2 separate regions of the Homo sapiens genome follow, and region 2 is linked to region 1. The links are chromatin contacts, found by Hi-C or POLR2A ChIA-PET in ENCODE. All regions are on one chromosome and are shown on one strand. Each heading gives the region's core, a stretch centred on a gene start or an enhancer-like site at or near the end of the contact. The rest is flanking DNA. Distances are from core to core; before and after follow the strand shown.

Region 1 (4,899 bases), core at 2,255-4,754:
CTTGCTGATGAGGTCTGTCCAGCATAGCAGTCCACACTGTCCTCCACAACGACACCAGACCACCAGAGACACTTGAAGTCACCAGTGCAATCAAAATTTCAGTCCTCATTAGCACAATAAAATTCAAATGTAGTTAAAGTGAAAACTACAGCATCCAATTGCTGATTCTGACTTCTCAGAGATTTTAATGGAGAAAAACACATCTTGGTTTTATTATCTGCCCGAAAACTGATTTTTAAAGTCTCTTCCTGCCTTACATTTAACACCTCTGGTAAAATTATATTGTTTAGAGTTCCTTGCACATCTATGCTATTTCATGCCCTTTGCCAAAGATAATTTACAACTATGAGAAAGGGATGGAGTAGGAAGAGATGACTCCCGCTTAATGAATGCTGTCTGAATGCCAGGGTCTGTACAATGCATGTGTCTTTTATACCTCCAATATTAGAATGCCCACTTCCCAGATGAATAAACTGAGAATCCTAAAGGTTAAGCAATTCACCTGAAGTTACACAGGGAGTTAATTCTTGTCTGCTCAACCCCTAAGACTTATCTCCAAGGGCCAAATCTGTGAGCTGTGTTTATGACAACTAACAATTTGTCAAACCCTGGGGGTTCTTTGGCCCTTTGCAAGCGAAATCAGTCTGCATTTGCAGGTTGCTCAAATGTTCACAAGTCCGACATTTCACCACAGAAGGCAGACTCATAAAATATTTTATGCAGTAAAACTGCTGATAAAGGCTTATCTTCTAGATAGGACCCAAAGAACAGACAGTTCATTATTTTTCTAACTGTTCCTTTATGTTAATGAACCTTGGTCAATGTTCCAGTAGTGGCATAAAAAATCTGGGAATGTAAATAAAAGACTTGGCCCTTTTCCTTGATTGTAGGTTTGTCATTTAACTTTGCTATGTTCTACTTTCCTTGTCTATAAAACAGGTACAATAATCATGCTGAAGGTATGATGAGACTATATATATGAAAGCTCTTAGAAAATGGTATTCAGGCTATTCAGGTATCTTGGCTTTCATCTACTAAATACAGACATGGTGTGAAATAGACACATACTTGTACAATAATAGCTGATGTTGACATTGACTGTTTACTGTGTACAGACGCTGTGCTAAGTGCCTACAGTCACCATTTCATTTCATCCTTTCAACACTGTGGGATAGGTATTGGTGTTATTCCCATTTCACAAGTGGGAAAAAGCAAGGCATGGAAAGATAAGTAACTCTCCAAGTCATACAGTGGGAAAAGGTGGAGTCAGGTGGAATTTCAACCCAGGAGGCTTCTTTTCAGAGCCTGTGCTGTTAACTGCTATCTTATACTGCCTCCCATATATAAGTACAGTCATATGTCACTTAACGCTGGGGATACATTCTGAGAAATGTGTACTGAAGCAATTTAGTCCTTGAACAAACATCATAGAGTGTACTTACACAAACATAGATGGTATATATGTTTTTATTTATATATGTTTTCATATGGAAAACCAAATGTCCCAGCACAATTGCTGAATATCAGTCATTTCCCCTGCTTGAGCTGCAATGCCAGTATCAAGTCCCATATATCAGATTTCTACATATGCTCCCTTATAATCTTATGGGACCATCATATATATATATATATATATATATATGTGTGTGTGTGTGTGTGTGTGTGTGTGTGTATATGTATATATGTGTATATATATACATATATGTATATATATACACACACACACACATATATATATATAGTGCATGACTGTATAATAAAATGACACTGGACTTTAGGAGGCTGAGGCAAGCAGATTGCCTGAGCTCAGGAGTTTCAGACCAGCCTGGGCAACATGGCAAAACCCCGTTTCTACTAAAATACAAAAGAAATTAGCTGGGCATGGTGGCACGCCTGTAATCCCAACTACTCGGGAGGCTGAGGCAGGAGAATTGCTTGAGCCCAGGAGGCAGAGGTTGCAGTGAGCTGAGATGGTGCCACTGCGCACTAGTCTGGTGACAGAGCGAGACTCAGTCTCTACATAAAAAAAAAAAGATATTGGAAGGCTTATATAAACAATTAGGTTTATTATCAAAAGATAAGCATTTAGCCTACACACTCCAGCCAGAAGAGTCCAATACAAACAAATAGCTCACTATGTTGGCACCCTGGAAGAGAGCCTCATTAGTCCCCAGCACCAATGGATAATGTCTCAGTTCTTGGTGTTTCCTGACCAGTCTCTTCCTATTGCTTCTCCTGAACCACCATCACGCTCTGGCCTTTCCTTCTGCTGAAATTCAGTGACTTTCAATACCTATTCACATTGCTCTTCCTGCCTGACTGCCAGGAAGCCTTCTCAAACTCCAAGGCTGGCCTGCCTTTCCACTTTGCTCTGGCCCTTAGAACACCCTGAGCTTCCCTCTGTCCCAGGAGAACCCCTTTACTCCTGGATCTGTTTCCTGTCATATGCACCTCAAGGGCTGTACTGCGTTTTCCTCATCTTTGTATCATCAGGATTTCATGAGGCCCACATTTAAGTTTCTCAAGTAGTAAGTCTCTAAAAATTGCTAGACAATGGCATCTTGGATTGAATCCAGGAACAGATGAAGGACATTCTTGTGGAAAAACAGGTAAAATCTGAATAAAATCTGAAGTTTAGTTAATAGTATTGTGCCAGCATTGATCTCCTAGTTTTGATAAATGTACCATAGTTATGTAAGTTGTTAACATTAGAGGAAGCTGAATGAAGAGTATATGAAAACTTTCTGTATCATCTTTGCAACGTTTCTGTCAATCTACAACTATTTTGAAATAAAAAGTTCAAAAGTCCATCATTAGACAGCTTTGTAGCACAGTGGTTAAGGCCATCTTTTTGGAGTCAGGCAGACCTAAGTCACCTACTACACGTACTGTGTGGTCTGAGGCAAAGCAAAGCATACAGTATCTCCCAACCTCATTGTTAAATGGCCTGACACAGTAGAAACATTCAGTAATTGGTAATTGCTTTTGTTAAAATAAATGTTATATTCATAATAATATAGTATTATTTCTATAATAATTTAGCGAGGATATGGTCTGATCTTTCTTTTTTAAACTTAGCTCACACTGCACACCAGCATCCCACATCTGCCTCTCTGCTCAACAGATAGCATTCTCAATGTGCTAGGCTCTATTCCGACACTGGAAGTACAACAGTGAACAAAGCACAAAAAATCCCTGCTGTAAACAGCTTACCTTCTAGTGGAAAGAGACAGGCAATAGACATAAAATTTATAATACACTGGTTCTCAAAGTGAGTTCCCAGACCAGCAGCATCAGAATCACCTGGGAACTTTTTAGAAATGCAAATTCTTGGGCCTAACCCTAGATCTACTGAATCAGAAATCTGGGGATGGGCTCAGCAGACTGTTTTAATAAGCCCTCTAGGTGATTCTGATAAGTACTCAGGTTTAAGAAACACTGATACAGTGTCAGTGATAATCACTATTTTGGAGAGAACTAAAGCAGGAAATGGGTGGAGTGCTGGGGTGAGGAGACAGATTGTGGCTTTCAACAGGGTGATCAGAAAAGCCTTACTTCAAAGGTAACACCTGCTTGAAAACATCAAGATGAGGAAGTGGGCCTCCAAAATATCAAGGGAAGAGTGTTTCTGGGAAAGGAATATCAAACGCAAAGGCACTGAGTCAGGAGCAGGCCTGAGCTGTTCAAAGAAGAGCAGCTGTCCTGGGAGAGGTGGTGGGGCTCCAGGTTGCGTAGGGACTGGTAAGCCATTGCCCAAGAGTGTGACAGTCACACAGTCAATCATGGTTCTGCCAAAAACACTCTGCCTTTTCCTGTATGGCTCCAGGCCCTCCTCTACCCCCAAATCCACCCACCCTGCCTACCCTTCGTGGCTCTAGCCAGTTCCTTCTCTTCCTTGGGCTTCTCCATCCCCAACTTCTGATAAATAATTTGATAAATAGTTTGCTTGTTTTTGCCCTGTTGGACTGCTTAGTCTGAAAGAGAAACTCAGTCTTTTCCCTTCTTTCTTCACACTGCCTATCACAATGCCTGTGCATTGTGTCTGCCCCATAAATATTTACTAAGCTTCTCTTAAGGTGCCAGGATAGAAACCAACACATATTGGCACACAATAAACATTATTAATGCTGCCAATAATTTTGAAATTTCCTCTGTCACAGGGCACACAGGTTCATTCTCAAAGCCAAAGTATTTTGGATTCAGTTGAAGGATTAACCCAGAGTGTGACTTACAACCGGGAGAGGCACTCCCTATTCCCAGCTGCTCTCCCTTTGTGCCTGAATAGTTCTGGTTGGCTACAGCTCTGAGTATTGACAAAGAGCATCATCAATGTACTGCTAACCTTGGGCCAAAATACACCAAGCAGACAGGTAGCATGAAAAAAAAAAAATGGGTATTATGATCAGTCAGAGCTGGGTTTGAATTCAAGCCCAACCACCCATAGGGGATCTTACCCTTTTTTTTTTTTTTTTTCTAATATTGTAAATCCCTTTAGCAACTGAGATTGAAGCGTATGGACCATTTCCCAGTATGAGGCTTTTAAATGCATAAAATAAAGTGTATAAGATTACAGAGTAGATAATTTTTATTGAGATATAATAATGTTAAAAGCTATCAGAACACTTATAAAAATTGTGCTATAGTAATATTTCTACCTCATTATTGGTGCATTAAGTAATAAGATTTAGAGGCAGGTTTAATAAGTACCAAAATGTTGATGTAATACTGAGTGTAAATGATATTTCAAGATACTTAGAGTGTATGATGTTGTTAGAGGTAGGTGGAAGAAAAAAAGATTTTTTTCATCTTGTATCATCCTGAATTCTCTGCAAAGACCTGTTAATAACCCCATATTATAACTTGGGACAAACTACTTTGCTTCTCTAAGTTTCAATATCC
Region 2 (5,050 bases), core at 347-2,846, 190 kb before region 1:
ACTATAAATCATGCTGCTATAAAGACACATGCACACGTATGTTTATTGCGGCATTATTCACAATAGCAGACTTGGAACCAACCCAAATATCCAACAATGATAGAGTGGATTAAGAAAATGTGGCACATATACACCATGGAATACTATGCAGCCATAAAAAATGATGAGTTCATGTCCTTTGTAGGGACATGGGTGAAATTGGAAATCATCATTCTCAGTAAACTATCGCAAGAACAAAAAACCAAACACTGCATATTCTCACTCATAGGTGGGAATTGAACAATGAGAACACATGGACACATTAAGGGTAACATCACACTCTGGGGACTGTTGTGGGGTGGGGGGAGGGGGGAGGGATAGCATTGGGAGATATACCTAATGCTAGATGACGAGTTAGTGGGTGCAGCGCACCAGCATGGCACATGTATACATATGTAACTAACCTGCACATTGTGCACATGTACCCTAAAACTTAAAGTATGATTAAAAAAAAAAAGTACTGTAACCAAATGGTGGGGTCCCTAGGCTATCGTTTAATAAGTAATGATTTTAAAATATTGAAAAAAAAATTTCCAAACCAACAATGAGTTTACAATTTTTGAAAACATGAAGGCTTGGTGCAGTGGCTCATGCCTGTAATCCCAGCACTGTGGGAGGCTGAGACAGGAGGGTCACTTGAGACCAGGAGTTCAAGACCAGCCTGGGCAACATAGCCAGACACTGACACCCCGTCTCTACAAAAAATTTAAAAATTAGCCGGATGTGGTGCTCAGGAGGCTGAGATGAGAGGATTCCTTGAGACCAGGAGTCTGAGGCTGCAGTGAGCTTTGATTGTACCACTGCACTCTAGCCTGGGTGACGGAGTCACCGGAAGGGAGACCCTGTCTCTAAAAAAAAAATTTAAAAAGAGCATATAAAATGGTGAACAAACTAACATTTTGTTAAATCATCAAAAATTTGTATTCTAATTCTCATATTCTTGTATCTTAGGAAACATCATTTTTGAAAAGGTGGCAAATGTAATAAGGTTTTAAATTTAATTTCGGCCGGGCAGGGTGGCTGAGGCCTGTAATCCCAGAACTTTGGGAGGCCTAGGTGGGCGGATCCCTTGAGGCCAGGAGTTCCAGACCAGCCTGGCCAACGTGGTGAAATCCCGTCTCTACTAAAAATGCAAAAATTAGCCAGGCATGGTGGTGGGCACCTGTAATCCCAGCTACTTGGGAGGCTGAGGCAGGAGAATCGCTTGAACCTGGGAGGCAGAGCTTGCAGTGAGCTGAGATCTGGCCACTGCTCTCCAGCCTGGGCTGGGCTACAGAGCGGGACTCTGTCTCAAAACAAAACAAAAACCATCTTAAGCAACTTTTAAAACAGCTACACAGTCACGGAATGCTAAAAAGTGAAAATTGACTGTAACATTGGTTCAATATGTGTGTACGTGTGTGGAAAGGGAGGAACTGACGTGCGCCACAGTCTGATTCCGGTAGATTCTTTCCGTCTTTCCCCTGAGATCTGAGGGTTTTGCAGGAAGCAGGGCTACCAGCAGCTTCCTGCGTATTCCCAATTCTTGCCAGCAGAGGGCAGCAAGGGAACACATATGAAAGGAGCCAGGTCCCACCCATTCTCGTCCTCGGAGCCCAGCAGGTGTCACACTTCTCAGCCCGTAACTTACACCTGGTCCCTCCAGAGCAAGGATGAGTGGATTCCAGCTCATGCCAAATTGTTGACCTTTCCTGCCATTTTAGCCGAGATTTACATCTTTCTCCTTAAAACTCAGATTTTAAAAGGGAGCCTATGAGAGGACCGTCCATCCAGGCTCCCGGGGCATTCAGCTCCATTCTGTTTCCTGGGACAGATTGCACAGCTAAGAAAAGCCAGAGAATATTACTCCTTTATTCTGTTCTTTTTTTTTTTTAATTCTCCAAAAGACCGTTCAATCCTTCTTCACTCTTCCAGGCCCAAGACTAGGCGTGTAGAGGAATGGTTGGTTTTCAGCCACCGCAGTTGACCTGCCTGCGTCTGCATCCCAGTTCTGATGCCGAGGAGCTGCATGACCTTGGCAAGCTGTTTGGCCTTTCTGTGTCTCTAGTTCCTTCTCTCCAAAATGGGCATTGTGATGGCCAGAATTGTGTCCACCACAATTCATAAGTTCAAGCTCCAACCCCCAGCACCTCAGAATGTGACTGTATTTAAAGAGGTGATTAAGTTAATAATAAAGAGGTGATTAGCTGATTCAGTCTGACGGGTATCCTTAAAGGAGAGGAGATTAAGCACACAGAGAGATGCCAGGGATGTGCATGCGCAGAGGGCAGCCACCCACAGACCAAGGAGAAAGGCCTCAGGAGAAACCAGCCTGTCCACACCTGCTCTTGGACCACCAGCCTCCAGAACTGGGAGAAAATACATTTCTGTTATTTAAGTCACCTAGTCTGTGGTATTTGGTTATTTTCCTATGGCCCTAGGAAACTGTTACAGGCATCATGAAAGAATATATACCTCATAGTGTTAATGAGAGCAACGAATGGAATGATGGATGTAAAAGGCTCTTAGTTGAGTACCTGGCATGGGATAACTGCTGAACAAATGTTTTCATTTTAGATGCCTACCCCTCGTGCTATTTGCCCATCTCTACCATTCCTGATAACTATACCAGACCACAGATAAATTCTTTGTAAAGAAAATATAAACCATCACAGAGGAAACATGAGAAAATTTCACTGCAAATTCTGCAAGCCCATTCTCCCCTTCGTCCCTCTTGCTAAAATATAGAAGGTATCTCCCTGAAAGGCCAATTTCTCCACATGTGACAGCTCAGATGCCTCCCAGCTCTTCAGTCTTTCCATTTATTTCTTGTAGTTTCCTCCACATCCTCCCGCAATGGCCGCTTCACTCTCTTCTCCCCTTTACTGTCCAGCTTCCTGAGTTACTATACGTGTATCTCCACCTACTCGCCTCATTCACTCTTTTTGTTTTTTTAAATTGTGAAATATATTTATACATGTGAGAATCTAACCTATTTAAAGAAGAATAATAAAGCAGGCTGGGCGCGGTGGCTCACACTTGTAATCTCAGCACTTTGGGAGGCTGAGGCGGGGGGAGTCACGTGAGGCCAGGAGTGTGAGACCAGCCTGTCCAACATGGCAAAGCCCCGTCTCTACCAAAAATACAAAAAATTATCCAGGCGTGGTAGTGCACATCTGCAGTCCCAGCTACTCGGGGAGGCTGAGGTGGAAGAATAGCTTGAATCTGGGAAGCAGAGGTTGCAGTGAGCCGAGATTGTGCCACGGCACTCCAGCCTGGGCAACAGAGTGAGACTCTGCCTCAAAATAATAATAATAATAATAATAATAATAATAATAATAATAATAATACACCAATATACTGTACCTTGGTGAAAAATAGCACATTGTCAGTATACGGAATTCTCCTTGCTTCCCCTTCCTTCCAGCAGCCTCCTTCCTCCCAGACATAGGTAATCGTAGGTATCCCACATTTTATGTTAATCATTCTCATGTTTTTCTTTATAGTTCTACTTCCTACCATATTTCATTGAACTTAAGCTCCCGACATTGTAAGATGCATTATTATTTCACCTCTAAGAAAGAGACTCACAAAATGAATGGTTTGGTTACAAAATTTTGGTTACAAAATGAATCTCAATTTTGAAGTGTTTGAAATGTCAAAAAAAGAGACATGGCTTAGAATCAACAAAATATGATCTGCATGCATCCCAAATTGTGTTTTTAGTTTTGACTGTTTCATTTATCTAAAGGCTTTACATACATGAAATCATACTGTATAAAGTCGTCTGTGATTGTTTCTCATGGCCACAGAGAAACAATCTTTTGAGATTGTTTTTATGCTTTTGAGACTCCCATGTGTGTCTTCATGTAGCAGTCGTTTATTCCTTTTCACCAATAAATAATATTCCACTGTGGGAATCTGCTGCTACACTTTATATATTCTTGTTACTGTAATTGGACATTTGCATTGTTTCCAGTTTTTGTGATTTGAATGATGTTTTTATGCTCATTCTTATACATCTTCAGATGCACACAAGTCTTTTAAGGGTGTACACATAAGAATAAAATGTAGGTTCACAGAATACATGAATGTTTAAATTTACTAAATATTGTCAAAATATTTCCAAAGTGATTACGCCAATCTAAATTCTCCATTTTAATATGGGTGGATTTTCAGCAACTTTCTCCATTATAATGGAGCACATTTTGCATCTTGTTTAAGGAATCCTTCTCTCTTTTCAGGTCATGGGAGTGCTCCTATATTCTCTAGAATTTTATAGCTATGGCTTTTAGGAGAAGTAGCTGTTCCTTATTTTTCCTATTCTATTCCAATAATATTGGGGTAATCTCTTTGCTGGAAAGTTTGGTTTAACTCATGTAAAGAACTGGCTGGACCTTCAGTTTTATTGCCAGGAGATATTTTACTATTAATCTTTTTTTTTTTGTGGTAGGGGGGCGGAGGAGGGTACGGAATCTCGCTCTGTCGCCTAGGCTGGAGTGCAGTGGCGTGGTCTTGGCTCGCTGCAATCTCCGCCTCCCAGGTTCAAGCGATTCTCCTGCCTCAGCCTCCTGAGTAGCTGGGATTACAGGTGCACGCCACCACGCCCAGCTAGTTTTTATATTTTTAGTGAGATGGGGTTTCACCATGTTGGTCAGGCTGGTCTCAAACTCCTGACCTTGTGATTCACCCACCTGTAATTACCCACTCACGCCTGTAATCCCAACACTTTGGGAGGCTGAGGTGGGAAGATCACTTGAGCTCAGGAGTTGGAGACCAGCCTAGGCAACGTAGTGTGACCTCATCTCTATATTAATAAAATAAATAAATAAAATTTAAAAAGAGAAATTCCTACCCTTTCTTCTTTTCTAAGTATAGAAATTTTTAAACGCCATTTTAGTGCAATTCCACAGGTTTTTTTTATAATTTATTTTTATTGTCTTCAAGTTCTATTTATTTTCTAGTTTCTACACTAATTTTAAGAAAATTGTTTCCAAACCTGTTGGGCTTCCTAGTTATGTTTTTGTTATTG

Evidence for each region. Hi-C counts contacts between places; a loop is a spot of excess contacts on that map. ChIA-PET counts read pairs that join two places held with the same protein, here RNA polymerase II (POLR2A). Pooled maps may share reads with other maps.
Region 2: a map of GM18951 shows a loop between it and region 1 (2.7-fold over the local background). The contact joins two enhancer-like sites. A Hi-C loop is called at or near these places in 3 of 168 maps with a recorded cell type or tissue (CD4-positive, alpha-beta T cell, GM18951 and aorta) and 8 of 50 pooled maps. POLR2A ChIA-PET finds 5 or more read pairs at or near these places in 5 of 52 experiments (CD4-positive, alpha-beta memory T cell, Caco-2, HepG2 and 2 more).

Annotation. Positions count from the first base shown.
Region 1 is chr1:116,322,492-116,327,390 of GRCh38, forward strand. The region is part of intron 2 of LOC105378920 (a long non-coding RNA gene); the gene reads right to left. Among named protein-coding and RNA genes, the nearest start is that of ATP1A1, 48 kb to the right of the region's middle. Within about 2 kb of position 3,505, at least 11 of the 41 ENCODE cell types and tissues checked have a DNase peak (open chromatin) inside an H3K27ac peak, as active enhancers do.
Region 2 is chr1:116,137,640-116,142,689 of GRCh38, forward strand. It overlaps MAB21L3 (mab-21 like 3), which reads left to right. Exons shown (of 8, transcript NM_152367.3): 8 at 1-510. Among named protein-coding and RNA genes, the nearest start is that of MAB21L3, 29 kb to the left of the region's middle. RefSeq lists enhancers at 1,321-1,370, 1,469-1,763. Within about 2 kb of position 1,597, at least 5 of the 41 ENCODE cell types and tissues checked have a DNase peak (open chromatin) inside an H3K27ac peak, as active enhancers do.